2 separate regions of the Mus musculus genome follow, and region 2 is linked to region 1. A link is a loop called in an ENCODE intact Hi-C map of the cell type or tissue named here. Cell type or tissue: left cerebral cortex. All regions are shown on one strand. Links, peaks and the distances in the headings refer to the core of each region. The heading gives the core; the rest is flanking DNA.

The links. Peaks named below come from ENCODE experiments on the same cell type or tissue, not always from the same donor. Only the 100,000 strongest peaks of a DNase experiment are listed, where the experiment ranks them.
Region 2: a loop joins it to region 1, with 2.1 times the contacts of the local background. A loop is called at or near these places in 4 of 42 quality-filtered maps.

What each region holds. Positions count from the first base shown.
Region 1 is chr1:87,536,123-87,552,457 of GRCm38, forward strand. It overlaps Gm46099 (a long non-coding RNA gene), which reads left to right and starts at 14,939. Exons shown (of 4, transcript XR_003947916.1): 1 at 14,939-15,194; 2 at 15,461-15,594. It also overlaps a transcript of Ngef not described here and the pseudogene Gm6153. In left cerebral cortex, for the core only: a CTCF peak has its summit at 5,668 (motif pointing right); DNase peaks (open chromatin) are centred at 5,694 and 6,283; H3K4me3 peaks cover 495 bases; H3K27ac peaks cover 304 bases.
Region 2 is chr1:87,713,000-87,729,334 of GRCm38, forward strand. It overlaps Inpp5d (inositol polyphosphate-5-phosphatase D), which reads left to right. Exons shown (of 27, transcript NM_010566.3): 24 at 194-290; 25 at 2,039-2,314; 26 at 4,691-5,285; 27 at 6,322-7,511. The coding sequence ends at 6,324. It overlaps Gm33470 (a long non-coding RNA gene), which reads right to left and starts at 11,858. Exons shown (of 4, transcript XR_878350.2): 1 at 11,766-11,858; 2 at 9,277-9,730; 3 at 5,413-5,494. It overlaps Gm33517 (predicted gene, 33517), which reads right to left. Exons shown (of 4, transcript NR_157047.1): 4 at 15,569-16,335. In left cerebral cortex, for the core only: a CTCF peak has its summit at 8,624; DNase peaks (open chromatin) are centred at 8,564 and 9,223; H3K27ac peaks cover 1,221 bases.

The DNA.
Region 1 (16,335 bases), core at 4,556-7,055:
CCCTGGGCTGGTGGCTCTGGGTTCTATAGGAAAGCAGACTGAGCAAGCCAGGGGAAGCAAGCCAGTAAGTAGCACCACTCCATGGCCTCTGCATCAGCTCCTGCCTCCAGGTTCCTGCCCCATCTTCCTTTGGTGATGACAGCCATGTGGAAATATAGGCTAAACAGACCCTCTCCTCTCCAACTTGCTTTTAGGTCATGGTGTTTTGTCACAGCAATAGCAACCCTAACTAAGACAGTGACATAAAAAAAAATAGAATAAGCAAATTTGTCACTATCATGGAATACCAGGTGAACGTGTAAGAGTTCACCACTTCTCCCCAACTGACAAGATAACTATCTTTGTGCACTACCAATGTGTTTTGTTCATCAATAAATACTTTAAAAGCAGACATAGAAAAAACTAGTGTGTAAAATAAGATTTTTTTAAAAGCAAGAAATTTAATTAAAATATGTATAAATCCAGGCTGGGGAGATGGCTCCGGGATAAAACACCTTCCAGGAAAGCTCCAGGACCTGAGTTGAGGTCCCTAGAGTCCATGTAAAGCTAGACACAGTTGTGCACATCTGTGATCCCAGTGTTTCCATGGAGAGGTGGGAGGCAGAGACAGGAGAATCCTTGCAAGCTTGCTGTAAGCCATCACTGTAAGCCAGTGAGCAGGCCAACTAGCACAGCTTACATAGAAAAAGAGACTCTGCTCTAACACGGTAGAAAGTGAGGACACCCCAGGTGATCTTCTGATCACCACAGGAACACCGTAGTACACACACCTATAGTCACACACATGAACACACATAAACTCCAGAACACACATGCATATATGAATAACACATACGAGAATTAAAAATCTGTATAAAACGCATCCTAGACCTACACATCATCACTGGCTTAGTTTTTAAAGCATCTGAACAGAGGGGATGCAGCCAACTAAATAAGTTGGGATTTATTCATGGACTGAACAATTGAAGCAGCCAAGGATCCCCAGATTCATCTGTAAGGGTAAAGCAATTTCAACCGCATATTTTTGAGAGTAGCAATTGACATCCTGATTCTAAAATTTATATGGGAACACAAAACTTAAAATAGTCAGGCCTGTCTTTAAAAAGAATGATGTAGGAGGGCTCACACTACTAGATTTTAAGCACAAAGCTACAGAATTGAAGACAGTGTGGTTCTGGCACAAGGTAGTCAACAAGACCAATGAGAAGTCTAGAGATAAACCCACCCATATGCACATAGTGTGGAGCTTTTTTAAAAAAAAATCAACAAATTGGCCACAGTGGCTCATGCTTGCAACCCCAGCATTGAGGAGACTGAAGCAGGAATGTCATGAATTCAAGGTCAAGCTAGACTATGTAGTGAATTCAAGGCCAGCATGGTTACATAGTGAGACCAATGTTTCAAAAAAAAAAAAAAAGTGAAAGAAAGAAAAAAAGAAAAGAAAAGAAAGGAAGATAAATAAATAAATAAATAAACAAATAAATAAATAAATAAAAGACAAGGCACAGATATTACTCACTGACAGGAGCTGAAGGCCGTTCATATAAATGGCGCTAAGGCAGCTGGGTGGCCATATGGACTGAGAGACAGAGAGGCAGAACTTGAGGTATGAATGTCTATGGAAGTTAGGTATTTGATGAGTAGCAAACACAACAGTGAGCCTTAAGAGAACACCATTGATAAGTTAATGTCAGCAAAATTAAAAATCTATGCTCACTAGAATGCAGGAAATTATGATACATGGGTAGAAATATTTGCAGTGTACATCTTGGGACAGGAACGTTCTGATTTATTTTGGATTTTTTGAGCCAGGTCTTGCTCTGTAGCCCAGACTGTCTTGGACCTCGCCATGTAGGCTTAAGTGGCCCTGAATCCACCCTGATCCTCTTGTCTCTGTGTCCTGAGTCCTGGAATTACAGACACGAGCACCATGCTTGGCTTGGCCATGGTTTTTGGGTTTGTTTTTGTTGTTGTTGTTGTTGTTGTTGTTTTGGGTTGTTTTTTTTTGACATATAAAGAACTACAAATGTAAAAATAAATACACAAGCAATGGGCAAATGACCTGAATGGCCACCACCCAATAGAAAGTCAGTGGAGAACCAGGAAATGCATGGAAATGACACTCAACCTCATAGTCAGCACAGAGATACAAATTAGAGCGGTGCCGAGAAACCGAGATGCTTTAGAGTGAAAGCCAGTGCGTAGAGGGAGAGAATCGGATTTGGCATGGAACAACTCCTTTCCCAACGGCCTTTGCAAAAGGTCGTTGCAATGTGGTTTTAGCCAATGAGATGCAAGTAGTGTCAGCTGGTCAGCCTCCAAGGAATCCACTTAGACAGAGAGTTAACATCAACCACTCATCCCTCCCGTTTTCCCTCCTGAACTGTAGCTGTGATGTCATGGAGCTCTGGCAGTCATCTTAAAAGATGACAGAGTGGGATGCTAGAAAGAACCTCGGTCCCTGAAGGCACGAAGGAACTTCTGACATGATCTTCAGGCTGCTTTTACATAGGAACCACATAGGTACCCACTGTGAAAAAGGAACTGTGATTAAGAAAACCTGCCCATGAGATCTGACTGCAGGCAAGCCTGCAGGGCATTAGTCAGTGATCAATGAGGGAGGACACAGCCTGTTGTGAATGGTGCCCGTCCCTGGGCTGGTGGTCCTGAGTTCTGTAAGAAATCAGGGTGAGCAAGCCGGTAAACAGCATCCCTCCATGGCCTCTGATCAGCTCCTGCTTCCAGGTTCCTGCCCTGCTTGAGTTCCTGTCCTGACTTCCTTTGATGATGAAGAGTGATCTGGAACCATAAGCTGGATAAACCCTTTCCTCCCCAACTTGCTTTTGGTCATGGTGTTTCATCACACCAATAGAAACTCTGCCTAAGACAAGTAGCAAAATTAAATTCTAACTGATAGGCGAAAACACTGAAGTCCCATTACACTACAGCACACAGTATAGCTGGCTGTTCCATCCATGTGTAGAAAACTATTTAGAACACAGGGGTTTGTGATAAATGAATAGACAAGAAAAGATCAAATAGGAAGATCTGTCTTATGGAGGGAAAACAAGCATAAAGTGCACAGGAAAAAGAGCCACCACATGTGCACATGTGCACATGTGCAATTTATTAAAATCTCTCTAGGGTAGTGGCACCATAACTTCCTTTTCCACTCCTCGGTGAATATTACATCTCCAAATTCCTATATTGTGGGAGAATAGATAGTTTTTACAAAAGGAAATTGTGGCTTGAAAAAACACAAGCCATTAAGTCACTGTTAGACAAGTAAGACAAGCAGCTGTAAGCATAGCTCGGGCTACCGTGTTCATCTAGCACCCAGCAGCCCTGGGTTTGTTCCCCAGCACCAGATGTGGTGGTGCACATCTGGAATCTCAGCACTAGAGAGATGGAGACAGGAGGATCCAGAGTTCCCGGTCAAGGTTCAGCAGGTAAAAGCTGTAAGTGTGACTTTTACTCTCCTGATGTAATTGTCGTCTCCAAGGCTTAGTCTCAGTCGGCCTCAGTCTGCTAACCTAGGCCTAGTCCTGGAAGCTGTAGCCTCCGTACCATCTAATCTAGGCCTAGAGTGTTTTCAGCCTGAGACTTGCTGCTGAATAAGATTACCCTTTCTTGTTCTTTCTGAGCTCTGGCTGGCTGGTTCAGCTCAGCTCTTCTGGCTCAAACTTTTCACCAAGCTGATTGATTTCATCTGGCTTCTCTTGGCCTATCCTGAATTGCTCTGCTTGGCCTCAAACTAACTCTAGCAATCTGTTCTAACCATCTGGCTCCTTCTCATTCTCTGGCTCGTTCTGTCTTCACCTGTGTCTCACTTGTTCTCTTTTCAACCTGTTTCTGTATAACTTTCCTGGTAATACTGCCTGCCTGCTTCTCTCTGCACTGCTCTCTTAATTAGCTTCCCTTTCGTCTCTCTTCTCGTAAGAGTTGGGCAGGTCCTATTCTGTCAAATCTCTCTCTGATTTGTCACTCTGTCTGTCATTCAGTTAGATATCAATTTCAAACATGGGTGCTTCCTTCTACAAATTAACTGTACCTTCTTTGTTTGGGATTAAAGGTGTGATGTACTAAGGGCTCAGTGTTCCAGCCAGAGGGATTAAAGGTGTGATGTACTAAGGGTCAGTGTTCCAGCCAGAGGGATTAAAGGTGTGTACTAAGTAAGGGCTGAGCCATACCACAACTAGAAATACGTTTTTCCAGTAAATAACACAATCTCAGAGTTCACAGTGTGATCAAATATCTTGCAACCAAAAGTGCTTGCTTGCCTTGTAAGTAAGACAAACTTCTGAGAATTGCTTACACCCAAGCCGATGCATGGATGGGCATGCGCGCGCACAGCCCCCCCCCCCCGCCCCCAACCTCACCTCTGGCTTATAGTGATTTCTGAGACCAGCCTGGAATATATGAGACCCTGCCTCAAATCAAAACAAAATGACTAAATGACAAGTGACATCCTGTATCTCTGAGAAGATTTGGTGGTACAGATGACTACCGTGCCTTTCAGTCCCAAACATGGCTTACCTGGCTTCCTGCGCTCCTGTGTCCCTCTGGGCTGGTGTTCTCCAGGGAGGCAATCTCCCCTGGGGCAGATTGAAGGCCGACCGTTCATTTACAGATTTCCCCATTTTTGGCAAATCTGTGGCATTTAAAAAAATGGAGCAAGTTAGAAAATATGCAACTCCCCCTTTCAGGCAAATCTATGACTGACAGTTCTGTTATCTTGAAAAGAAGGTAGAGTGGGGGTGACTCCGCTTCTCACTTCCCAAAGAGATATTTGCTATGCCTTGTGCTGTATTTGATGACCTGGGATGTCACTGCAATGGAGCTGATAACTATGATACCAGCAACTTCATATACATACACAAACACAGAGGGGGGAAGGGAGGAAAGGGGGAAGGAGGTATTGAAAATATAATAGCAAGCTCACATGCAAGCCTGGCTAATGTTTACTGGCTCTCAAAGCTTCCAATGTGAGCTCACTTCTGGACAAACTCGTCTTTAGCTTGTCAAACTCTTCACACCTAATCTCAACCTCTGAGTCCTAATCCATGGGTCCTAATCCACCAGAACTAGAATGTCGCATCACCCCAGTGGGCAAGTGAGGCAGATGCTGCTGTGAGGTTCGCAAGGGGCACGTGTTGAAATGAAATGAAATGAGGGGGAAAGTCCTGTGCCTTCGAGTCCAATTTGCACGTGGTGAACCCAGAATGTGTGCTGTCTTTTGTCCTTAGGACACAGATCAGAGAAGCCTGGTGGCCAAGGCTACGTTATCTGCTCCTAGTCCCCTCCCTAACCTGTGCAGTGAAGCAGACACGGGGCTCCCTATGGGCGCTGGGGTCAGGGAACCTCAGGTGGCTATGGATAGTTGACTCCAGAGAGTAGTGAAGAATCAGATTAACCATTACCTATATATAATGAAGCTGATTTATCTATGAACTGAGCACCAGTGGCAGTGTTGGTGACAGGGAAGGTTGTGGCCCTGCTCTCATTCTCCATTTTGTACCCCCAGATTTGCTTCAGGGAAGCTACAAACGCTCTTCTGATTCACTTGTTTCCCTCTCCACCCTCATCTCGAACACAGCCCCGGTGCCACACTCAGGATTTGGATGGGATGTTCCCAGAGTCTCATATGTTAAAACCTTTATCTCCAGCTGGTGGCGCTATTGGGAGCTGATGGACGCAGATGGAGGTGGGGCCTGGGGAAGAAGCCAGTCATTGGGCAATCTCCTCAGGATCTAGCTTATCTTTTCTTAGACCCTCCCTCTCTCCCTCTCCCTCAAACACCCTCTTCTTCACTCTCCTTCACCGGACTTTTTCACCACCATCTAAATACCCAGCCTCATCTCTGACCAAAACAGTGGATCCCGATGATCCTGGACTGAACCTTCTTGCAGCTATGAGCCCAAACACACTTTTCTTCCTTCCAGTTGATCTATCTTGAGTGTTTTATCACAATGTAGAGCAGATGAATGTACCTACCTTTTCTCCCACCACAGAAAGACCCCTGTGGCCCCAGATCTGGCAGCTACGTGTATTTTTCTGTGTCGCGCTCCCCTGCTCTGTCCAATAGGGCAGCCACTTTCCACACGAAGCCCTCGCATACTTAAGATATGGGCGGTGTGGTGGTAGAAATGCATTTTCCATTTCATTCAGCTTAATTTAAACCCAAACGTGCAAACAGAGCCGCGGTTCGATGATTGGGAAACTTCTAAGAATATTTGGAACAATTTGGGTATGTAAATTTGCTTTTTTGACTGTACATTTTATGAGATCTAAATCCAGATCGAGTATTTATTTCCAGTGATGATTTGGCAAGTTAACACAAAGGGCTGCGCTATAAAACACTCAACAAGTTTCAAAGACAGTGTACGCAAAGGACCTAAAGCAGCTCACTGCTTAAGTTACTTTTTAAAGACAGGTCTCACTGCGTAGTCAGGCTTGTCTCAAAAGCTCAGTCCTCCTGCCTAGTCCAGGATTACAGACATGTGAATGAATACACTCATTCTGTAGTCCATATACATATATATTATATGTGTGTGAATATATATATATATATATATATATACATACATACATACATACATACATACATACATATACTGTATCATTGATGAATGTTACACTAATTAACTGTAGGTATATGTAGGTATAGGTATAATATTATATTTTAGAAGTGTTATTACATTTAAAAAGACACACTACTACAATAAACTATTCATTTCTTTGCCATTAAAAGTCTTTTAGATTTATTTTATTTTTTTAACTTTTGAGATCCTTTTCATTTGAAGGTAATCTTAATGCTATTAAATTCACAAATATGCTATTTTTTATTTCCCAATTCTAATTATCTAAAACACACATTGCAAACATACAAATATCTATTCTCTCCACATGTCAGTGCCCATTCATCATTGTTTTGGAAATGGGGAGAATAGATTCCCCTTAAACTGCAAGACAGTAGGTGTTTCTTTACAGTTAACTTTAGCAAAATTCATACATAGTAGTGATTAACAACGATCTTTACTTGTTAACTCACAAGGAAACACCTTCGAAACTGCATTTTGTTAAAGTTTCTGTACTAAAATGTAGAAAAACTGAACTACACAAATATTGAAAAGTTAAAAATTCCTTAATTTTTTATTCCTGGTACCACTACTGCAATTTACAGGGCAATATACCTGATGTAATGAAAAGAAAAAGAAAAAGACAAAGCTACAACAGATAAAAGACCTCAGGAATGTACAACTAATTGACACTACATTGCATTAATCAATAGCTGCACTTTTTGCAAACTGTGGCTATGACAGTCCTGAACAAGAAGGGTTTCCTGTTTAAGCCGCAGTGACTTTTTTTGACTATGGATCATTGTTCCTTCTGTGGCAGATTTTTACAGTTCTTCTAATGCATTTGGGACGACTGTCTCAAAGTAACCTGCAGCTTTCCTGACAACTCCTTGCTCTCTCTCCTGCTAAGAACTGTAGCCGTTTCTGTTTTATTTTAAAACTTTCTGCTACCATATCCACCACTTCTGCCTCCAGATCTATAGCCACCACCATAGGGACTGCCTGAGTTTCTTCCACCAAAACTGCCCCCCTTCATGGATCCATAATTTGATTGTTGCTGTCCACTATAATTTCCAAAGTCATTATAGTTTCCACCACCACCATAGTTACCTCCACCAAAATTTCCTCCTTCATTCTAACCATCATAGCCTCCTCCACCACCACCATATCCACCACCCTAGTTTCCATATCCTGGACCACCACCTCCATATCCTCCTCTACTACTGTGACCAGGACCACCACCATAGTTGCCACCATCACCTCCAAATCCATTATATCCACCATCACCACCTCCATAACTACCTCTGCTGCCACCACCTCCACCACCATAGCCACCTCTTCCACCAAAGTTTCCTCCACGACCAAAGTTTGCTCCACCACCTCCAAAGTTTCCTCCACGACCCATAAAGCTTCCAGATCCACCTCCACGACCTCTCTGGGATCCAGCAGACTGCATCTCTTGTTTAGAAAGGGCCTTTTTCACTTCACAATTATGCCTATTAATAGTGTGGTATTTCTGAACAAAAATTTTATCAACTGTATCATGATCATCAAAAGTTACAAAAGCAAATCCTCTCTTTTTCCCACTCTGCCTATCTTCCATAACCTCTATGGTTTCAATCTTGCCATACTTTTCAAAGTAGTCTCTCAGGTTATATTCTTTTGTATCTTCTTTAATATCACCAACAAAAAATTTTCTTCACCGTTAAATGGGCCCCAGGCTTTACAGAATCCTCTCTAGAAACAGCTCTCTTTGGTTCCACCACACATCCATCAACCTTGTGTGGCCGAGCACACAGTGCAGCAGCCACCTCTTCAACACAAAACCAAAGCCTCTGGAACGTTTTGTTTGGGGATCTCTCATTACCACACAGTCTGTAAGTGTGCCCCATTTCTCAAAATGTTCTCTTAAGCTATCATCTGGTTTCAAAGCTCAGACCACCAATAAACAGCTTCCTCGGCTGCTCTGGTTCCTTTGGATCATGGCCCTCCATTTTGAGACCGGACTCGCCTCTTTCAAACTCGAGTTCAATATGGGACAGAGAGGAAGAACGATTTATTTTATCACTGATAAATGTTATACTGATTATTAACTGTAAGTATAGGTATAGTATTTTGGAAGTGTTATTATATTTAATAAGATACACTACTACAATAAACTATTTACTTCTTTGCCATTAAAAGTCTTTTGGATTTATTTATTTCATTTTATTTGTATGGGTATTTGGCTTGCATGTATGCATGCACACTGCACGGGTGCCTGGTGCCCACAAGGGTCAGAAAAGGGTGTCATGTTTCAATGTTTCATGGATCTGGAGTTATGGATGGTTGTAACCTACCATGTAGATGCAGGGAACTGAACCCTGGTAGTCTGCAAGAGCAACAAGTGCTCTTACCACTGAGCCATCTCTCCAGTCCCTCCCTCCTTGTACTTTTAAAAATATGACCACTGGAAGATATAAAATGACGTATTGATAGATATATGTTATATTTTCTTTGGGCTGCTCAGTTCTCATGTGTATGCATGTGCTTGTGTGTGTGCACATCTGTATATTTTAATGTTATGTGTATTGGGAGTAGTTTGGCTTCAGGCTGCAAAGTGCCCAGTACAGAGTTTAATGAATATTTTTGAATAGTCACCAAAGCCTCTGGTCCCAAAGCTGAGTTGTACCTCTAACACACTAGGGATAGCACACTTTCTGAGGATAGTTGTCATGCTTAAGCTTTGGGAAGCCATCCCACATTCACAGGAACAGAATAGAAAATATTTGTGTGCCCAAATGACCCAGAATATATAGAAAGACAGTGCCAATTTCTTACTAGAATATATATGTGTATATATATATATGTATATTCTAGGAATATACATATATATATATGAATAACTTGATCGGGTTTCTTCAGGAGAGGTCTGTCTTGTATGACACTGAGGTGACACTTTCTCAGAAGAGGATGTGTTGTCACACTTTGGGAAGGTGACTACTTTAGATCCTTGCTGGATCCATCCCTGACCATTTCCAATGCTCTTTGTTCCTCTTTTGTTTAATGAGACTCTGAGCATCAAGAACTCACATGACAGGCGTCCCTGCTACTGACCTGCTTGGTCACTGGCTCTCCGCTCAGACGTGCTCCTGGCCTTGTGCCTGTGTCTCACAGCACGATTGAAGAGGGAATGCCTCTGGATTGGGATGAGGCGGCGGGGTTCTTCGTTTTGAGTTTCCTCGCCAGTCTCAGGTGCCTCCCTGTTCTCCGGAGGTAACGCAGGCCTCATCTCAGCTGGGCCATGATTGCTTTTCCGTGAGCTGCTCTCTGATTTCCTCTGAGGTTTCCCCCAGTCTTCAGAGTTTTTGGTCTCCATGGCAATGGACTTAATGGTTTCTCAACAGGACTGCTGGGGTCAGCAACCTCTCTGACTTCATCAGTTTTCAGTGCTTTAGAATAGACAGAGAACAGTTATCAATTAGAGTCGTTGGGCTAAGCGGTCCATTCAGAGCATAGATAGAATCCTTTTCCACTCAGGTTTGATGAGATTTGGGATAATCTGCACACCCCAGCAATTGCATCCTCACCAATAAGAATCACGGTGCAAACTGCTCATTTGGAAGCAGTCATGTATCATTGTGTAACGGAGGCTTGCTTGTCCCATTCATAGGCAGAGCTTTAAGGAGAACGCTTAAAGAGGTTTGTGTAACCAACTTGCAAGTAAATATTTCCTGAATAACTCTAGACACCACAGAGAGCACCAGAAAGCAAGTGAACTGTGGGAGAGCAGAGGGAGGGGACAGTCGGGCAGATGCAGGAAGGCAGCCGTAGGGCTAGGGGAAGTGCTGGCATTACGATGTCTCACAAGAGTCCCTTTATGTCTGAGCAAAGCAAGGACAGAGCCCTTCCTTTCATCATGTGGTGGCCAAGTCCAGCTGGCCTACTGGCCTCTCTATAAGAAGCTTCATCCCATGGGCTGGAGTCAAATAGGGCAACTGTCTAACATATCATTCGAACTAAGACACTTGTAACAGGAAAAGGGAGATTCAGTAGAGTGACTCAGGACTATAGTGTTAAAGCTAGCTCCCTCCAGATGTGGACCTCCTTCCAGGATGGGGATCCGAGGTACTGAGGGACCTGAGGGCATCTTTTGAGAATGGGTACCACACTGGTGGGGCAATGTCCTGGGTGGCAAAGCCATGGAGACTTTATGGGTACCAAAGTCATGCACAGAAGCTGTGTATGCAGGAGCTGTTTGCTGGGTCATGAGTCAGAGCTGCCGTTGCATTCTGTGTGGGTCAGAGACTCAGGAACACTTAAGCAATCTCACACCTTGTTCTATAAAACAGGGACAGTAGGAACCGTACACAGGACCCGCCCACACAGTTTCTTACCCAGTCGCTCTCTCTAGCCCAACTGCACACCTTATGCTTGGGACAGCAACTGAGTCAGGGGTTCCCTGGAGATAGAGAATGGGTTTGTCCAAGGCAAGGTTCGAAGCCTGGAGCCCATACACTGGAGTCACATGCAGAGGGACAGCACATTCTCCCCTACCTGCCTGCAGGTATGCTTGCATTCCGTGAACAGTCATGTCTACATATAGCCAAGCAGATGCAAGCTGCATGGGGGGCTTAAGAGGCAGGGGCTCGCTGAGGAAGGGCCTACCTCAGAGCAACACGGCCAGGCATTAGAAGGCCACCTGCGGGGGGCCAGGGGACCAGGGGCTGCCCCTTCCACTGTGGTTACCATTTCATTTTTGCTTGTTTTGTTTTGTTTTCAATATAGGGTCTCACTATGTATGTGGCTGGCCTGGAACTTGTGATGTAAACCAAGCTGTCCTTGAACTCACAGACATCTGCCTTCCTCTACCCCTCAAGTGCTGGGGTTAAAGATGGGCACCACTATGCTTGGCTTAGATTATTTTTACATCTATCTATCTATCTATCTATCTATCTATCTATCTATCTATCTATCTATTTTTGAGATAGGTCTCTTTCTACATAGTCCTGACTACCCTAGAACCCATCATTTCTTGACCCAGGAAAATACGGTGAGGTCCCCATCTAGCAAAGTGTAATGCGGCTACCTCAGGTGTCCAGAGAAGGTTGTTGCAGTGGCTAAAAGACCACACTGAGGTCAGACCATTCATGTCCCATCACTTAGAGGAGTTCCCAGAAGGGATGACACTTTTCAACGTGTTGAGGAACCCCCATCCTAGCAATGCCAAGGGATGATTCCCGTAGCATCAAGTTCAGCCTGGGTCAACAAAGGCTGTGACTGTAGTAAAAAGCTAAAGTGTTCCTGAGCCACGGACAAGAACTAGAGTGAGTGAGTAAAGCATCTGTCTGAGCCAGATGAGCAGGGGACCCTGCCGAGGTTCTGTAGTGGAGACTAAGCGCTCAGGTTGCAGGGACAGGGGGACAGGAATCAGTGAATCCGGAGCAACTGGGCCTCTCTGTCCTCTGGGAGCAGAAATGGAGGGCTGAGATGAAAACTATAGCTAAATAGAAAAGCAGGGACTTGGTGGATCCGAGCTTTCCTCAGGAGGAGCAGCTGCATGGGGACATGTGAGGATTCAGTGGTACCCACCTATCCTGACATCTCTCTTCTCCTCCAGCCTGCACTGCCTCTCCTCCCACCCCAGCTCCTCCGCTGAGGCTGTGTGCTCCGTTCAAAGCTGGATCTGAGCCAAGCAGAAGGGAATCCCCAGGAGAGGTGTGTCTAGGTGTGTGTGGTACAGCATGGAAGCCATTCTGAATTTTGTAGGTCCTTGAAGTGACTGATCCAGCAGATATCAGGATCTGAAGTCTAGTGGCACAGTAACCATGTTAAGGTGCGGCATGGTGTGGCAGGTGGATACCTCGGCCAGGGTCTGGGAGAGGAAGGAATCTGGGATGAGGACTCATGGGGGAAAACACAGCCAGAGCTCTGATGCTGGTGGCCAGGGTGACAGGATGGTGAGGCCTGTCAGAGATGTGGGTAGGGCCAGTTTTGGGTTAGACCATGTGGGTTTCAGGGTGTCAGGTTAAGGAGAGCCCATAGCAGGACTGACAACCTAGCTGTCATCTTTCTCCTCTGATCGGGCAAGATCCTGAAGCCCTAACATGGGCATTTTAACTTCAAGGTCATTATTCTTACAATTGTATCAGTTTGATTTTTGTCGCTATGACAAAATAACAGAGATCAAGCCCTTATACGAGCTGGGTGTGGTGGTGCACACATTTTAATTCCAGCACCTGAGAGGCAGGCAGGTTTTTTGTGAGTTCAAGGCTAGAATGGTTTATATGGTAAGTTAGGTTCCAGATGAGCCAGGGATACACATAATGAGACCCTATCTTAAAAAAGGATCTCTTTGATTCATAATCCTACAGATCTGAACCCATAGTGCGTTAGCTGTGCAATGAATCAGCACATTGTGGCATGAGCACTTGGGAAGGAAATTGCTCACCTCATGGAAGGTGGAGGGAAAAGCCCAGAAGGGGCCTGGACCCCAACATTCCCTTTAAAGGCGTGTTTTCAATGACCTAACTTCCTCCCCAGGCTGCCTGCCTCATCTCACATTGGTTCTTCCAGGGATATCTGCAGGTTGGGTACCTGACTGCACTTACTTAGTCCCTAGCAATTGTCACCACATGATAGTAACATCAGGGCTATGGCCGATCTCAGCTGTCAGCTTGCCAGGCTCACAGGGGAGACAGACCTCTGGGTGTCTGTGAGGGGTTATCTAGATCAGATTAGTGTTAGTCTCACCCTAAATAGAGGCAACAACATCATGGGCTGAGTAAAAAGGAGAAACCGAGCTACGCGCCAGCATTCATTGCTTCCTGCTTCCTGACTGTGGATGCCATGTGACCATCCAGCTGCCTCACGCTCACGTCTGCTGTCGTGACTTCTCTTCCTCCCTTAAGTTCCAGGTATTTTGTCACAGAGAGAAGTGGCTTATATGTCATTTAAAGCTGCATTTTTACAAATTGAAACTAGATTTACATAGAGTAAAAGTAGACTGTGTTTAGACTGTATTTTATGAGTTGACCAATATGCACAGTTCGTGGGATACCCCATCAGCACACAGTTCCTTTTCCCAGTGAGCTCCCTTGCATCCCATCAGAGCCCCTGGTAATCATGGTGAAGGTTCCCTCCTGGGTATCTTTCCCTGACAGCCATGGAGGTAAAGCTAGGTGATGATGAATGACCTCTTTGTCCTGTTGGTCCATATTTTCAAATCTGTCCACCATTGTCTGGTCACTGCTGGTCACCAGTATTCACTGCATGCTGTTACAGACATGTGGACCCCCTCAGAACTTCATGCCAGGACCTGGGTTCAAATCTCCACATCCAGCTGCCTTAACATTGGCCAAGTCAAGTTTCAGTTTCTTGTCTAGGAGACTGTGTCTGTTAGGGTTGGGTGTGGGTAGATGGAGATGGGTGGGGGTGGGGGTAGATGGAGATGGGTGGGGGTGGGGGTAGATGGAGATGGGTGGGGGTGGGGGTGAGTCTTATGCTCTACAGCATCTTCTGGCTAAAGTTCTGTGATCTAGGGAAGCTGAGGATGCCACAAGGACCAGAGGTAGATCAAAAGCTATTCCAGCCAGTTCCTCTAAGAGATGGGAGCTAAGCCAGGCGTGGTGGTGCACACCTTTAATCTCAGCACTCAGGAGGCAGAGGCAGGTGGATTTTTGGATTTCCAGCCTGGTCTATAAAGTGAGTTCCAGGACAGCCAAGGTTATACAGAGAAACTCTGTTTCGAAAAACCGAGAGAGAGAGAGAGAGAGAGAGAGAGAGAGAGAGAGAGAGAGAGAGAGGAGCTGTGAACCCTGAGAAAATATATTTCCAGATCCCACCATCTTTGGAAGACACAGAGAGCAAAATAGGAATAATCTATAAAACTATATGGAAGTCAGTTTCATTTATACCTCACTGGCGGAACACTGCAGGCAATCAAGGACCAAGTTTGGAATCTTGTTGTAACTGCTATTCTATACTTACTAACTGCTAGAAAGTCCAACAGCCCTTGGCCCATCCACTTGATCATCTAAAGTTCCCCTTAGAATCCTAAGTAGCTTTGAGCCCTGGGTCTTTCTGATTCAGGTATGACTTCTGGGTAGAGATCTGTGAACGGAAGTAAGGAAGAGCTGAGGGAGAAGCTTTCAGTTTCTCAGCAAACATCACTAAGTGTCTGCTGGCCTGGGACACACATCCTTATATTCCTCCCTGTTCCTTGCTCTTTAGGGTTGGGACTTGGGTTGGAGGATTTGCTGTTGGCGCCCTGCTGAGCACACAGCTGTGCATGGTTAACCTCTGCTGCCTGCAGTAACAGTGGATCCGTGAAGGACCTTTGTTAGGCCCACAAGTACCCTATGAGGTCCATAGTCATTAATCTCCCCCTGGTAGGCAGGAAGCTGCAGCTCTAACACACCAGTGATGTATCCAAGGCCATACCATTGGTGACTGGTGTGGCCAGGACCACACCCCATGTTTCTGACTCATAGTTGGGGAGAATGTAGTCCTTATGGGGAGAAGGTGTGGTGAGTCAGAGGCAGGCGTGGCCACCATTTATACGCCTTGGTGCTTGGAGACTGCAAGCCAAAAGTGACTGACAAGGCTCAGAGCTGAGCTGTGCGCAGGGCCTCCTTGGTGAGTCAGAGGCCTGGAGATCAGGACTCTTGGAGGGAAGGTTATAGGTGGGGCAGGGAGCTGGCTACAGGCCTGGCTATGTCACATGAAGCCAGTTTGTGAGATGAGAGGGCCCGGTGAGCAGACAGGGATCCTAACCCGGATCCCTTCAGACACCCCAAGAAATCACCAGGGCTCTTGTTTAAGGCCAGATTCTGACATAAGAGGTCCCACTGGAGCCCAGACTGCATTGATGACAGGTTCTCTGTACACATTCATTTTTCCAGCCTGTGGCCACCCTCGAGCAAAGCCCTAGAGGACAGAACCCCAACACTGCAGCAGATATGAGATGGAGAAACCAACTAAGTGAGCTATACCTGCTGCTGTCCTTCACGGTAGCTGGGTGTGAGAAATACCACAGGTCAGGGGCAGATGGAGGTCCGGAGAAGTGGAGGGCTGGGACGGGAAGGAGGAGGAGGCAAGACACACAGTCAGACGGCTCCTTATCATCCCTTTCCATCTCAACACGGAGTAAAGAGATAGGAATGAATCCTCCTTAGAGCTGAAGGCCTTCATTAGAGTCACACAAAGTACTTAAGAAGTAGGGCCGGGCAGTGGTGGCACACACCTTTAATCCCAGCACTTGGGAGGCAGAGGCAGGCAGATTTCCGAGTTCGAGGTCAGCTTGGTCTACAAAGTGAGTTCGAGGACAGCCAGGGTTATACAGAGAAACCCTGTCTCAAAAAAAGAAGTAGGCCGCTCTGGGTATTAGATAGCCCAAAAAGATGAGGCTCAGCCTCCAAGGCTCACAGGGGCCACCAGAAGGACCAAGGGGCTGCAAGGGAAAGGGACGGTAAAGAGCAGGTCACAGGAGGCCAGGAGATCCTAGGTGGGTGACATCTCCTGGTGTCAGTTGTTTAAACTGTGCCCACACCATCCGAGGAAGATCAGGAATATGTGTGTGAGAGCTCACGTTCAGTGAGCAACTCTGAGGCCTCAATGAGTCTCCTCAGAGAAGGGACCCAGAACAGTATGCTGACCATGCAGGAGCACAGGTGGCCTTAAAGAAAGGGTGGGGGTGGGGAAGGGGATGGGGGTGGAGGTCATAGTATGGCCTGGAAGCTAGCCAGCTCTGTCTGTGGGGAAAGCCCTAACTACTTGT
Region 2 (16,335 bases), core at 7,253-9,752, 180 kb after region 1:
GGCAGGCATCATGGCAGGCAACAGTTGCCAAGCGTAAGGATTTTGAAGCCTGAAAATCTTGCTTGATATACCTCTCCCAGTAACCACTATTTACTGTCCAGCTTTGGCCTGCAAAGAGATACCACATTGCCATTTCTAACCCATGCCGTGGCTAGGATCTCACATGTTTTCTTTCCTAAATGTTCTCTTCCAGACTTTGTGAAGACAGAGCGGGATGAATCCAGTGGAATGAAATGCTTGAAGAACCTCACCAGCCATGACCCTATGAGGCAATGGGAGCCTTCTGGCAGGTAGACGAAGCTTGCTAAGACTTATTACAGCTAGCTGGGCTGTGTGAACCAGAGTCCAGGAGAGGGTAAAGTGGAGTTCAGGAAAGCCAAGGTCAGAGGAGAAGAAATGTTGTGGCCCAGGGGACCCACTCTCCTACCTCAGTTTCACATCCTGAGTTCAAATCCTCATCTCTGAAAGATCAAAGCCTTGGAGAACATTTCCATGTAGGAAGGGCTCAGCTCAACTATCCTTTAATGAACACCTGCTATATTCAGGAAGACACAGTGTAAATACAGTATAGTCCATGACCTACAGACTTAACACCAGCCAGTGGAAGGATGTGCAGTGCAGGAAGAAGGAGCTATAGATGACTGAACAATTCCAGGGCAAAAGATACTTCTCCTGCATTCAGGGAGGCCAGGAACATAAGTGGTCAAAAGTCACCACCCATGACTTCCTAGCTTCATTTCTGTTGCTGTGGCAAATGCCCTGATTAAAAGGTAGCATGGGGAGGGAAGGGATCATTTGACTTCCTCAAGCCCACATTACAGTCTAGTGTTGTGGAGAAGCCAGGGCAGGAACCTGAAGTATCACATCAACAGTCAAGAGCACAGAGAATAAACACATGCACCCTTGCTTGTTCTCAGTTAGTTTTCTTCACTCTTACACAGTTCAAGGCCCAGCCAAGGAAATGGTGCCACCCACAATGGACTGAGTCTTCCTACATTAATTAACAATGAAGACAAGTCCCTATAGACATGCCCACAAGCCAAACTTATCTAGTCAATTCTTCATAAAGACTCTCTTCCCTGGTGATCCTAGATTGTGTCAAGAGGGCATTTCAAACCAACCAACACAGAGGGGTGTAGCGGGGCATGCCTTTACTTCCAGAACTCAGGACGTAGACGGGCTGATCTTGTGAGTTCACGGCCAGCGTTGTCTACACAGTGAATTCCAGGACATTCAGAGCTACATAATGAGACCCTATCTCAAGAAACAAAATAAAACAAAACACAGAAAGACTAACCAACACAGTGACTAACAGGAAAGACGGATTGGAGAGTAACCTGGGCATTCCAGTCTATGTTGTTTCCTGATATCAGAAACACCCCTGTTTCCTGATGTGCTCGTGTTAGTCCTCCTGAGATGGAGCCCATTGTGGAACAAGGTTTGGTGTGTGACTACAAAGGTTGCCTCACCTGGCTCTGGACTGTCTCCTCCAGTTTTAACACAGCTGCCCTCCTTACCACCTCTAGCCTCACCCTCTGTGCCGCACACTCACCCTGCTGGTCTGATGCCTTCCGTGGGATGTGCAAACCAACATGTCCCACGTGACTCTCCCACAGCCCCAGGCCCACCAGGTTCTCATTCTGCTCTCCCCATGTGCTGACCTTGTCTTCAGTGAACCCCACAACAGGGCAGCCTCTATCCCTGACCACAGGGCCTTAGCATGGACCTTTGCCTCCACACAGAGCATCCTCCTCTCTTTTTCTCTCTTCTGTACTCCATATAAATTCAATCCGCAGACAGCCTTGAGTCAATCTTCTCCAGCCATGTTCTACCTGGTGGGTCTCCACTCTCCTACTTGTCTCAACTTGATCTCTTATTTCTCTTTGCCATATTATACACGTACCAGAATGAGTAAATGAATTGTTGTGCCCAAGAAATAAAGGTACTGAGAGGCTGAGAAGCTGAGGAACATTTTCCTCAGGCTGGTGCCAGCCAAGAAGGGAAGAGGCTTCAGGTGTGCCTCCACATCTTCCTACAGGGTCCCTGCATGTGGTGTCTCCAGCCTCAATGAGATGATCAATCCAAACTACATTGGTATGGGGCCTTTTGGACAGCCCCTGCATGGGAAATCAACCCTGTCCCCAGATCAGCAACTCACAGCTTGGAGTTATGACCAGCTACCCAAAGACTCCTCCCTGGGGCCTGGGAGGGGGGAGGGTCCTCCAACCCCTCCCTCCCAACCACCTCTGTCGCCAAAGAAGTTTTCATCTTCCACAGCCAACCGAGGTCCCTGCCCCAGGGTGCAAGAGGCAAGGTGAGTGTCCTCTGAATTGTGTGTGTGTGTCTGTCTGAGTGTCTGTGTTTCTGCTCAAAAGCATCCCTTGGGGGCTCCCAAGGGTGACGGCCTGAAGAGGGCAGAGTTGTAGTAGGTTCTGCCCACTACTTTGGCTTCTGCCTGTCCAAAACAGTTGGTGCAACTTGATTTTAAAGGGGACTGGGTTGGGACTTGCCAAGAAAGCCATCTTCTTATAAAAACTGCATTTACTCACAAAGACATTTCTCAAACCAATGACAATCTATGCCATCCTCCCCTTCCTGGAGTTCTCAGTGGGAAAGAGGTGAGGATTTCTGAATAGACACCATTATCTACCCCAAATCTCTCTCTTTCCTTAAAAACAAGCATTCATGTTCTCATATATAACTATCTGGGGGCTGGAGAGATGACTCAGTGGTTGAGAGCACTGACTGCTCTTTCGGAGGTCCTGAGTTCAATTCCCAGCAACCACATGGTGGCTCACAACCATCTGTAGTGAGATCTGATGCCCTCTTCTGGTGTGTCTGAGAAGAATGACAGTGCACTCACATACATAAGTAAGAAAATAACTATCTGGACCCTCCTGATGGAAACATATATTGGAAACTAGGAACCCAAATGAAGGCAGAGCTGTCATCCTACAGAGGGAGCCGGCCAGAACAGGTTTAGGAGCAAGGACCACACAGCCCAGAGATGAAGTCCTAAGCAGATATGGGAAACATTAGGTGGGAATCCCATTCCTACAGGATGATAGATGGCCAAGTGACATCCAGACCTAGTTAACAGTGACACAGATGTGTCTCCTCCCCAGCTGCCTTGAGCATTTTGTGGTGACACCGGCTCTCACATTCAGCCTCTTTTCTGAGTGCTGTTTCTTTTCTTCCCTTTTCAGAACTTCAGTTCCTTAGCAGAGCTAACTCATAGTAATCAGGGACCCGTGCTGGAGCATCACCCACAGTGCGGTTCTCCTCCAGACCCTCTAAGTCAAATGCCTATACCAGGCCTGCCTGGGGATTCCTGTGGAGAGGCACTGACAGTCCTGTGCCTTAGCTGTTAGCTGAACTAGCTGAAAGGTGGGAGGGCAGGTCCCTTAGCCAGACTGAAGTCTACTTCCTAGGAGCAAGGGAGAAATCGCCTTGGCATCCCTCCCCGGAAATGAGGATCAAGGTAGCCATCCAGAAGGTACTGAGGTACTTGTTTGACAAAGGCAGTCTCTTTCGAGACCCCATGAAGCAGAGCTAGAGACAGCCACAAAGAAAGCACAAGTTCATGGACTCAGAGGTTCCCAGAGTGGAAGTCACTGTGTGCTTCACACGGTGAACAGAGCTTGGTGGAAACATGTCCTCTCCAGCCCCAGGTGACAGCATAGGGGTAGACAGCTATCAGGGAGCGAGCTACAGGACTAGGTGGCAATAGCCACCCATCCCAGGTTCCCCAAGGCTGCCCCAACTTTAGCATTTAAAAGTCCCATCTCCTGGAAAACACTGCAGTCCTGGTAAGCTTGGACCACCACCATGTGAGGTCAAGGCTGTGTGCCAAGAAAGGAGACTCTGCTCAGGCCCTAGCCGGCATCCATGGTCTCCTGCACAAGAACTGACTCTGCCCCCTGGATAAGAGCTTGGTTTCCTGTTGCCTATACTCAAACTTTTTTTTTTTTTTGACTAAAACTCGTGAGTTTAATCTGTTTTTCCTAACCTCCATTAGGATAGCAGGTGTACCCTGAACACTGCTGGAAGGATCACTTTCTAGCTTCTATCTCATTGGCTCCATCCTCTGGCCTCTCTATCTCTATAGCTGAGTGGATAGCCAGATGCCACACACATGCACAGGCACGCACACGCACGCACATGGGGGGGTGGGGAGATGGGGGGGGAGTTGCTTGCTTCTGTCTACCACAATGCCCTCAGAGGCCAGAAGAGGACATTGGATTCCCAAGAACTGCAGTTACATACAGTTGTGAGTTACTATGTAGATGCCAGGAGTCGAACCTGGTAACTCTGGAAGAAGAGCAAATACTCTTAATCACAGAACCAACTCTTCAGCCCGGCATGGTGTTGCATGCCTTTAATCCCAGCACTCAGCAGACAGTGAGGCGGGCGGATCTGTCAGTTCTATATCAACCAGGGATACGTAGTGAGCCCTGGTGTTTAAAAAGAAAAATTCTCAAGGCAGAATCCATGTAAAAATTATTCCCTGGAAAATAAGTAATTCGGAGGCATTTCTGTGGTGCATGTTATATGATCACTACTGTAGTTAGTTCCAGAGCATTCTTATCACCCCTAAATGAAACCCAGAGGCATGAAGCAACTACTCCCCATGTCCTGACTTCTGAACATATTTCCTCCCCATCTCCTCTCCTTTTCCCCATGGTTCCAGACCTGGGGATCTGGGAAAGGTGGAAGCTCTGCTCCAGGAGGACCTGCTGCTGACGAAGCCCGAGATGTTTGAGAACCCACTGTATGGATCCGTGAGTTCCTTCCCTAAGCTGGTGCCCAGGAAAGAGCAGGAGTCTCCCAAGATGCTGCGGAAGGAGCCCCCGCCCTGTCCAGACCCAGGAATCTCATCACCCAGCATCGTGCTCCCCAAAGCCCAAGAGGTGGAGAGTGTCAAGGGGACAAGCAAACAGGCCCCTGTGCCTGTCCTTGGCCCCACACCCCGGATCCGCTCCTTTACCTGTTCTTCTTCTGCTGAGGGCAGAATGACCAGTGGGGACAAGAGCCAAGGGAAGCCCAAGGCCTCAGCCAGTTCCCAAGCCCCAGTGCCAGTCAAGAGGCCTGTCAAGCCTTCCAGGTCAGAAATGAGCCAGCAGACAACACCCATCCCAGCTCCACGGCCACCCCTGCCAGTCAAGAGTCCTGCTGTCCTGCAGCTGCAACATTCCAAAGGCAGAGACTACCGTGACAACACAGAACTCCCCCACCATGGCAAGCACCGCCAAGAGGAGGGGCTGCTTGGCAGGACTGCCATGCAGGTATGTTGAGCTGTATGTATATGGGTGTATATGCATATGTGTGCACGCATGCATCTGTGTGTGTGTGTATGTGTATGTGTATCCTGGGATGTGCTCTGTGAAGAAGGGCTAAACCTGGGGTTTGTACCTGGCATCTGTTCCTGTTCCTGACTGGTCCTACAGGGCATCTGCAGTGATTCTTGAGAGCGACAGAGAGGAGCTGTTGACACCTGTAGAGTAAGGGAGTCTAAGTCATTTATATTTTAGTCTTATCATCCTTAATTAGGGTATGCACTTAAAACATTCCTGGTGTTTTAGAGACCTCAGGCAGAATATCCCCTTCCTATAGAATAGATTTATTGTAGAGCAAAACTAACAATGACTTAAATACACACACACACAGAGTTGAGACTGGACATGATAGTACACCGCTATAATCCCAGCACACTGTACATCTAGAGCAAGAGGATTGGAAGTTCAAGGCAAGCCTGGGCTAAATGGTGAGACAGACAACAGCAGCAGTGAGAGAGCTAAGGTTATATAGCTCAGTGGGAGAGTGCACAGGAAGCCTCCAGAAAGCCCTTAGGTGAATCTCCAGTATCACAAGGAACAGAGTCTAGAACTAGACTGCTGGCCATTCCATTAGCATACTTATTGCAGCATTGAGGGTCAGACTTGGGGCCTTACACTAGGCAAGCACTGTACCACAGTCCTGTGTTGGATTTAAATCCCAAGTCTCCACTGCACGGCTCTATGCCTTTTTAAACTGTCAAAAAGAAACTACTAGTGCCAGCCATTGTGTAGATTTATGGGGAGAAAAAGATTATGCCATATACTGTTATTGTTTGTGATCATTTTTACAGTTATCACTCATTTTGAAACTATATACAACATATATCTATCTCATAGGTACTGTGTTTGTAATATATGCATGAATTAACATATAAGGCACTTAGGACAGTGTGGCTCTTTCACATTAATTAGCCTGACCTAACTTACAGCACTAGGGGTCAAATCTGGCAAGGCCCTGATAGCCCTTTCTGTTCTCATCTTACAGTGAGCTGCTGGTGATCGGAGCCTGGAGGAACAGCACAAAGCAGACCTGCGCCTCTCTCAGGATGCCTCTCTCAGGATGCCTCTTGGAGGACCTCCTGCTAGCTCTTCTTGCCTAGCTTCAAGTCCCAGGCTGTGTATTTTTTTTCAGGAAACGGCCTCACTTCTCTGTGGTCCAAGAAGTGTGCTGCTGGCTGCCACACTGTGCGGCAGATGCTAAAGCTGGATGACAAACGCACGCCATACAGACAGCAGACAGCGGCACTGGGTCTCAGAACTTGGATTCCTGGGCCTTCTTCCAGTCGCCGTTTTAAAGAAAGGAACTAACGGAGCTGCTCATCCGAGGGTGAAGATATAAATAATAATATTATTAATAATAATAACAGTCAGGTGCCATGTGCTGTGTTAAGTGCTTTATGAACATTTGTCGGGCTGGCCTCCAGTGCTGAGGTGCCAGTCAGCCTGAACCCTATGCCCAGGCCCACTAATCCCAAATGGTGGGTCCTGAGATGTTTTTAAAAAGCATTAAAGAAAACCATCGGTCTCTTAGAGCTAACCGGCCGGGCTCTACTGCAGGGACCCGAACAGTCTGCATGGCTAAGTGGCACAAGGAGCCTGGCCCTGTCCAGCTTCAGAGATCCAAGCTGCTTTTTGCTGGGGTTCTGTCACAGGCCTGATCCTCTTGGTTTTTATGGGGTTTCAAGTCTGCCAGAGTCAGAAATCAGCTCTAACTCGCCAGTGAAGAGATCTGGCCTTAACTTAAGCCAGCCACGTCAGGCCCCTGCTGAGCCTATGGACCAATAAATACTCCCCGTGCCACTGGAGGTGGGCAGCTATCACCATACCCTGAGTTGGGCCAAGCCCACCCCACCCCTACCCTGCAACATTTCTGATGTACTGAGGAAGAGTCTCCACCATAGTCCCCAAGGGCTGAGTTCTCCAGCCTGCTATCAGGGAAGGTGAGCATTGGTCCCAGGCTCTCAAAATAGTGCAGCCTCTTCTTCCCAAGCTCTGGGGTGCACCCTGTGTCCTTGGTTACCAGGAGACTAGGGTTGTGATATCTTTTCTTGTCTTGCTTTTTGATATATCAGGATTAATGTAGGAAACCAGACCTAGATTATTCAGGAGAGTAGGTATATCCCCTGTGTTTCCCAGTCTGAGTGACCAATAAAATTGTGCCTTTCTAACTGGGCCTCCTGACTGTGTGGTATCTTCCTGATACCCGGGGCTACAATTCTTCCCTGTGCTATAACTACTGCAGAGACACTTTGGGGCAGGGAGATGAAGCTGAGAGTTCCTTATGGCCAGAAAAATGGTATCCTCACCATGAAGTCAGTCTGAAGATGGACACGGACAAGCGTGATATCACCCCTTTCACGCATATGTCTGTGTGGGACTCCAAATGTCCTATAGCCTCCCAACTTTCACAAGTGTCCTCTGATATTGCCTGACCAACAGTTCTGATTATTCTAGAGACAATAGACTCATACAAACCATCCCCGGGACGTGGGTTCAAAGGTTAGGGAATAGCCTCCAGCCAGAGAACCAACATAGTTACAGCTTGGCATCACCTGCAAAGTGCCATGGCCCACGTCACCATTCCTTCCACCTTAAGATATTCAGCATCTCTTGCTCAAAGACCTCAGGCCTAGGCTCTAAGCAGACTTCCAGGGAGCAGCATCTTTGAGAGTTACTGAGCAAACCATTCACTACCTGCTATGATAGTCCTTGTGGACTGGCAGACTCCAGGCTGAGAATATTCCAGAACAGCTCCTCTCCTCTACTTAGGTGAATGTCTCTCCTGCAGATTCACTACTTGGTCCCCATAAAGAACTTCACCCCCAACTCCAGGCCCCGCATTCTGACACAGTAAACCAAGGTAGAGACACAACAGGAGATTCCTTGATATTCTAGAGGAAAGGCAAGGGAAGTGTAAACGTTCCACTCTGCTGTTCCTCAGCCCACTTGTCCTGGTAACCCACCCTGGGTCATACTCCCTGCGACCCCAGAGCTGAGGACCAAGACCCTATTGCCTTTGTGGCATGTGATCCCCGTTTTCACAGTGGGCTGGCTTGCTGTGTGAGGTGCCAGCAGCTGCCCATCCATGGAACGGCAAATAGCTCCTCCAGGAAGATATCCAGGTCTGTTTCTGCAAGTTAAAGCAAGGCGGGGCATATGCATGCTTCCTGTCCCTTCACTCTGAGCTCTCCTCGCCTCAGCAGAATCTAGCTCCGTTTTCGGCTGTCTTAAGTAAGAGCCTAGCTTTGCGCGTGGATGGTCAGCTGGGGCCCCCTGATGCCCAAAACTGGAAACACCACAACTGAAGTTTCATCATTGTCCCCCTAGGCTCTCAGTCATGCACACTCATGTGGCCATTTCTCTTGACTCTGGACACCATCTCCCGGGACCCATCCCAGTTAGCTGTCTCTTTTTCCAGCCATTCCATCCTATTCCTACCCTCTAACATGCAGTTCTCCCTTCTACGGCAGAAATGGAGAGCCAGATACTGCCCCCCCACCCCCGACCCAGCACTTCAGTTTTCTTCACTGAGCTCCATAACCAAGAAGGCAGGGCAGTTAACAAGCTTTGCTCAAGCTGCCCCACCCCTAAGATAATGCTTCACCCTAAAATTATACATTGACAGTCACTTTTTCTTTCCAGATGTAAATTTGCCCTTCTCTTCGTGGCTATACAAAGCCAGCCAAAGCCCAGATTTCCTGTTACCATAATATGGCGTCTGGAATGACTATATCTGCATCTAATCTCTATTCCACTGGTCCAGACGGTGGCTGCTGCCCTGCCAGGCCACCTGTGGAACTAGACGGGCAGCCACTGTACTCTTCCTCTGTCCAGCATTTCTGATACTTTACTGTGGCTTTCAAACCACCAATAGGAGGGAGCCAAGTGAGTCACTGAGCAAAGCTCTCTCCTGCAGAAACCTTCCCTAACCCCAGCCTACCAGGTCTGTCTTTACTTGTCCTTAAAATAGCTCCTCTCTTGCTGCAAACTAATTTCCATGGAGACCCAGCTATGGAAAAACCTAGAAGCTTTCTATGAGGCAGTTAGCTCACTCTTAGCCTTCACTCCAACAGAGAGACCTTTTATGATGCAAATATCTGGTCTCACCCCCACATTTACCTACCCCCCCCTCCCAGGTCCCATTCTGGGAAAACTGCTTGGCTTCACACAGGAACTCACACAGGCACATGAAGTCCAGGTACTAACAATATATGTCTGCTGATTCTCTGGTTGGTGGTGGCTCCAGAGCTGATCGTTTCTGTCAGCTCACAGATGACCCACCCATTGGTACAGCTTTCTGGTGACCTCAGATTTGATATGCATAGTTGACGTTCTCCATCATCCATTCAAACATGGTTGTGCTGGGCCTGAGGAGACCACGTGGCAGGATATGGCTGTGGATGAGGGTCAGACAGAAAGGATTTAAATACCTTATTTTGTGTTTCCTGACAATAGAGTCTTAAGCAAGCCCAGCAACCTGAGTTGGGTTCCCAGAACAAATGTCAAAAGCTGGGTGCAGCTCATGCATCTGTAATTCCAGCACTAAGAGGTAGAGAGGAGAGACAGGAGAACTGCCTAGAAACTCATGGGTCAGGAAGCCTGGAGTATGTGTGCATCTATCATAGCAGCAGAAACAAGAGAGACCGTGCCTTAACTAAACTGAAGGTGAGAGCCAGCTCCCAAAAGTTATCCTCTAACCTCCACATACACTGTATGGAATATGTATGCCTGTATTCACATATACATACAACACACAGTCATACACACACACACACATACACACACAGGAGTCAAGTATGCACACACACAGGCAATACACAAGAAGAAGGAGATACCCAGGAGGAGGGGGGGAGGAGGAGGAGGAGGAGGAGGAGGAGGAGGAGGAGGAGGAGGAGGAGGAGGAGGAGGAGGAAATAATTGCAGTTACCAGGGCAGCCAATTTGAGCCATGAAAAGCTCTACCTGTCTCATTAGTTTGGGTTCAGACAGGAAAGCAGATTCAAGGGCAAGGACGCTTTCAGTAGAAGGCAAAGAGCTGAGGCAAGGAAGGGAAAGATCCTGCGTGAAAAGGTGGCTGCAGGGAATAGCTGGGCTTGGCTGGTGGACAGAAGCACGGGCAAATGCCTATTGTGGTAGTTTGAATGTGCTTGGTCCATGGGCAGTGGCACCATTAGGAGGTGTGGTCTTATTAGAGAAGGTGTGGCCGTGTTAGAGGAAGTATGTCACTGTGAGGTGGGGCTTTGAGGTTTCCTGTATATGCTTAAATCTGGCCAGTGTAATCCAGAGCCTCCTCCTGGCTGCCTTTGGATTAAGATATAGAACCCTTGGCAACTCCAGCACCATGTCTGCCTGCATGATGCCATGTTTCCCACCGTGATGGTAATAGACTGAACCTCTGAAGCTGTAAGCCAGCCCCAACTAAATGTTTGCCTTTATAAGAGTTGCCTTAATCATGGCTTCTGTTCACAGCAATGAAACCTTAACTCAGACACATATTATCCCATCCAAAGAGTGTTACATTAAGGGCTGTCTCTGGGAGCTCATTAATCCTCAGTTCTCATGGTCTAAGTAGAAAGCTAGCTCCAAAGAGCCCTCCAGCCTGAAGCGGGGGAAGCACATGGAAAAGCCACGCGTGATACAAGTGAGGGACTAATATGTGTGCTCCACTTACCAAAAGTACCCAAAGGCAGAGTTCCAGTGCTAAGCCCAGCAACTGGTCCCTCCTGCTGCTACTGTGTCTGTGGGCTGAGATTTTTGGATGCTCAGACAGATATCTCCGAAAAGGAGCACTGCCCTCAGATATGTCCTATCTCTTGAGAAAAGCCAACATGGAAGACCTAGGAAAGAATGTCCAGACAGAAGAAGGTGCAGAAACCCTAAGGTGAGAAAGAACTCTGGCTTTAAAGCACCAAGTGCCATGGAGAGAGGGGAGGTGGGGAGCTGGACAGGATGCCAGGGATGCCGGAGGAGGTAAGGCGATGGGAGAACCAGGGCAGCGCATAGGACCTGTGTGGTCACAAGAGAGGCCCATTATTCAGAAAAGATCTAAACCAGGGTACTGGCTGATAGCCGAAAGGCTCAAGAGGTACTTATCAGAAGAGAGGTAGTGACAGAAAAGAAGAGGGATCACAGGAACCTACTTTAGTGTCTTCCCCACCCTGTCCCCAGCACCCAACCCAGGACAAGCATCCTGGACCTTTGCTAACCCTTCTGAAACACATAGGGACCCAAACAGCTCTACATTATAGGGCTCCACAGTCAAAAGGCCAGCAAGTTTAGCAAACAAAGCCCCATTCAATTTGGGCTAAGCTACAAACAATTTTTAATTAAAGTATATCCCCAAACAGTAGGTTTGTGGTTTTCTGTCTGGATTTTGATCAGCAATCCTGTATTTTTTTTTTTCCAGTAACCTTGCCTTACTCCCTCTTACCTGCAGACTCATCGCCTAGAGTTGGGGGTGGGAGGTAGTGCCATTGCTTCCAAAGCTGGAAAGAAGTATTTCTGCCTTGACTCCATAAGACATAAGCCTGAAGCAAGCAAAGAGAGAGATGGTAAAAAGAACCCACCATAGACTGAGCTCAAATTCTGACTTTGCATTAAAAGTCACTATGTGGAGGCTGACACAGCACCATTTGTTATGTTAGGAGTTATAGATAAAAATCTGGAGAAGTAAGCAAGCTTTGTTTAATGTATGCCAGTCACATTGACACAGGCCTGTGCTCCTGTCACTGGAGGGGCAGAGGCAGGAGAAATAGTGCAAGCTTGAGGCTGGCCTCACTTATGTCATAAGTTCCAGGACTGTGTAGTGAGACGTAATCTTAGTACCACCACAAATGATGATGATGATAATGACGACGACGACGACAACGATGAATTATCTGAATTACCCATTAGCTGCATTGTATGACTTTGGACAAGCATTTTTCTTCAGAGAGACAGAATTCAGCTAAGATTAACTTTTTTTTTTAAGTTAATGTACTTTAGGGGAACATACTAAAATTCAGAACTTCATCATATCCAGGAAAAATAAAAATACTAGTGTGGTGGTTTGAATAAAAATGCACCACCCCCATGGGCTCATATATTTGAGTGCTTAGTCACTAAGGAGTGGAACTCTTTGACAGGATTAGAAGGATTAGGAGGCGTGGCCTTGTGGGATGCCTTGTGATACTGGGCATGGCCTTTGAGTTTCCAAAAGCCCACACACATCCACTGTTTCCCTCTTTCTCTCAGCTTGTGGATCAGAGTGTAACTCTCAGCTACAGCCCCAGCACTGTGTGTGCTGCCCTGCTCCCTGCCATGTTGATAATGAGCCTCTGAAACTGTAAGCAAGGCCTCAATTAAATACTTTCTCTTATAGGAGTTGCCCCGGTCATGGAGTCTCTTCACAGCAATGCTGAGAGGACAACATAAACCCCATTTATCTCCATTTAAGGACCAGGCCTGATTTAAAAAAAAAATGTCCATAAGGGACCAGCTCCAGGAACAGACCATAAAATCCAGAACAAGGTCATAACCCCCCCCCCCAAAGAACAGCCTGGGAATAACCACAAGAGTGGGGGAATATCTCATCTCAGAATGGTCTGCCTGTGCTGGGTAGCCTATCTCATCCTATGGCTAAATGTTCATGGCATAGGAATGCAGATCACCGACCACCTGTGACCCTCTAGTACCCACCAATTTTAGATTACCTAATCCTTCTAGAGAGTTCCCCTGGTTCCCTATAAGAAGCCCTGCATGCCTTTGTCTGGGGTCACCATTTTGGAGAATAGTTCATACACACACACACACACACACACACACACACACACACACCGCATGCTGGTTGTATTTGCAGAATAAGCATTCTTTGTCTTTATATATTACCTGAGTCTGGGGTCTTCCTTCGGCGATTTTTGGACACTTACAGTAGAGCAGTGACTAAGACACAAAGCTCAACCCGACTCAAGAGAACAGACAAGGTTAACAACCCTGTTCCAGGGACCATCACTATAATCCAAGGCTATCTCTACCTTCTCATTCTGCCATGATGTGGTTTATACAGGAGTTTATCTGGCTTGTGGTCCTGGAGTTTGGGAAATCCAAAGTTGAGAGGCCATGGGTAATGAGGGCCTTCTTGCTGCACTAGAACATAGCAGAAGGCAGCCAGGTTAGCTAGGGTTTCCATTGCTGAAAAGATACCACATCCATGGCAGCTCTTACAAAGAAAAGCATTTAATTGGGTTCAGAGATTTAGTCCATTGTTGTCATGGCAGAGACCATGGTGACACTCATGCAAGCATGGTGCTGGCAAGGTAGCTGAGATTTCTATATCTGGATCCACAGGCAGCAGGGAGAGAGAGAGAGAGAGAGAGACAGAGAGAGAGAGAGAGAGAGAGAGAGAGAGAGACAGAGACAGAGAGACAGAGAGAGACAGAGAGAGACAGAGAGAGACAGAGAGAGACAGAGAGAGAGAGAATATGACCCTGAGCCTGGCTTGAGCATCTGAGACCTCAGAGCCCACCCCAGTGACACACTTCCTCCAACAAGGCCATGCCCACTCCAACAAAGCCACACCTCCTAAGAGTGCCACTCTCTGTAAGCCCATGAGGACCATGTTCATTCAAACCACCACAGCAGCATAAGGTAAAAGAATACACGTCAGAGAGAAACACACTTCCATGATCACTAGATAACTAATCTGCAACCTCAAGAAAGTCACAGTTCCTTTCACAAGGCTCTGTCTCAGCAACGACTCACCTCTCCACACACTGAGGATGAAGTTACCAGCAGACATATTCAAGTGACAGCAAGGATATAAGGGAAATACTCTTGGGCCAGTAAGACAGTCACTGGACAAAGATGCTTGCTGCCAAAGCTGACAATGTGCGCTCCATTCCTGAGATCCTCATGGTGAAAAGAACACTTGGTCCTCTGACACACATAAACACACACACACACACACACACACACACACACACACATACACAGACACACACACACAGAGACACAGTCACACAGACACAGAGATACACACTAAATAAACAAATATAATTTTTAAAGTTTAAAGGAAAATACTTTTTAAGTAAGTAAGAATGATAAGAAATCTCAGCAAGGGAAAGGTAATTTTAAGAGGTCAATAGAGATTTTTATATAAAAGAAAATAGATTTGTTGCTATCAGATCAACTATCAAAAATGCTAGAGGGGCCAGGCATGGTGGCACATGCCTTTAATTCCAGCACTCAAGAGACAGAGACAGTTGGGTCTCTGCAGAGTTCAAGCCAGCCCTGGCTACATAGCTAGTTCCAGGAGAGCCAGGGTTACACAGAGAGAAACAGTCACATGAAACAACAACAGCAAATCGAGAGGAACTTTGACTTTAGTGGTGGTAGGTGGAAACTCAGAAATGAGCGACACTGGGAAAGATAAGAGATGGATAAAATAGAGAGAACTTTTTCTCAGAATGCCTCTCAAATACAATGTGATGAAGCAATCATGGTATAGGGGTTCCTATGCAGACTCAGTACTGCAGCAACAGTAGGGTGAAGGATGAGGAGAGTCGTGGGTGGAGCTAGATAACTGTGGTGGTGATGCCTCACTGGCAGCTGGACTCCATGGGGAGTTTTCTAGGATTTATCTGTGAGGTGTTTCCAGAGGGGTGGCTTAGCAGAAGAGGAAAATCCTGAATACGGACAGCAGGCAGCAGCACCCCTTGGGCTGAATGAAAAACCAGGGAAGGAAGAGAGCTCCTTCTCCCTGCTTCCTGACTGTAGATGCAATGTCACCAGTCCCCTCATGCTTCGGCCACTACACCTCCCCAACATGGTGGACAGTAGCCTGCAAGCAGTCCAGTCACAGCCACAGAAAAAGAAACTTAAGTTTATTTGTCTCACCATGAGTAGGACTGTGCTATATGTTTTTGTCTCTGGGGAAACCACTTAGAGGTGGGGGGGGGGGGGAGTCGTGAGCTGGTGACAGAGCTCAGTGGTACAGTATTCACTTGCATATGGGTTCAATGGTAAGACACAGGGCTCTTGGGACGCTATGCTTCTTGTACTGGTTTCCAGTTCTACATTCGTATTTCTTCCCTGACTCTGGTCTTCTGATCCTTTCCTGCCCCGAGCCAGACCCTGTCCATTTCCTTCAGTCCCAAATGCCACCAAGAGAAGGTCACACCGGGAAGCAGACTTCACTGAGAGTCTTGGGCAATGAGTGGTTGCTACATCCCAAACTACAGAGCCAACGGCATACAAGTATGCTTTTCCATCTTTGTTATGAAGGTTCAGCTGTTTAGTTAGCTGGCCACCAGAAGTGTCTCTCTGATCTTTCTCCACCCTCCCACCCTGCCCTGTGTATCCAATGCCCATTCTGGGGTTGTCACAACAGCTAAGGTCCTGTTCTGTTACAAGAAGACAGCATTCTCTCTGAAAACTTCCACATCCAGCTTTTAAACCTATCTCCACCCCCACTCCCACATATAGATATACCATACCATACCATACCATACTATACTATACTATACTATACTATACTATTAAGCTATCTCCTGGTTGTGTTTGGTATTAAACAGAGCAAAATAGCTCAGATCTGAACCTGCAACACCCACTTATCAAGGCTTTGAACCCAGTGAAGCCTTAGTGCCATCAATCCACCCATATCTGTGATTTATTCTTGCTAACATCTACTACTTGGGTACCATTTGTCATTGCAAGTGGCTTCTTTGTTTCACTCAAAATATAAATGTATTAAGTACCTACTAGGTTCAACGTACAAAACACAGGGTCAAAATATTACAGTCTGAACTCTCCCCATGGGGGATCTATTGTCTTCGAATCCTCTCCCTGGTTCTCATATACATGGGGTCACCTGCAGGCCAGTTTTGAAGACAGGAGTCTGGCTGTACAGCCTCTGTTGCAGTCATCTGGTGCTGGTAACAAACTGCCCATGGCTTGGCAGTTTTTCATAACAATGCATTTGCTCACCCCATTCAGCTTCACTCTTCTCTTGGAGAGTGGGGCTG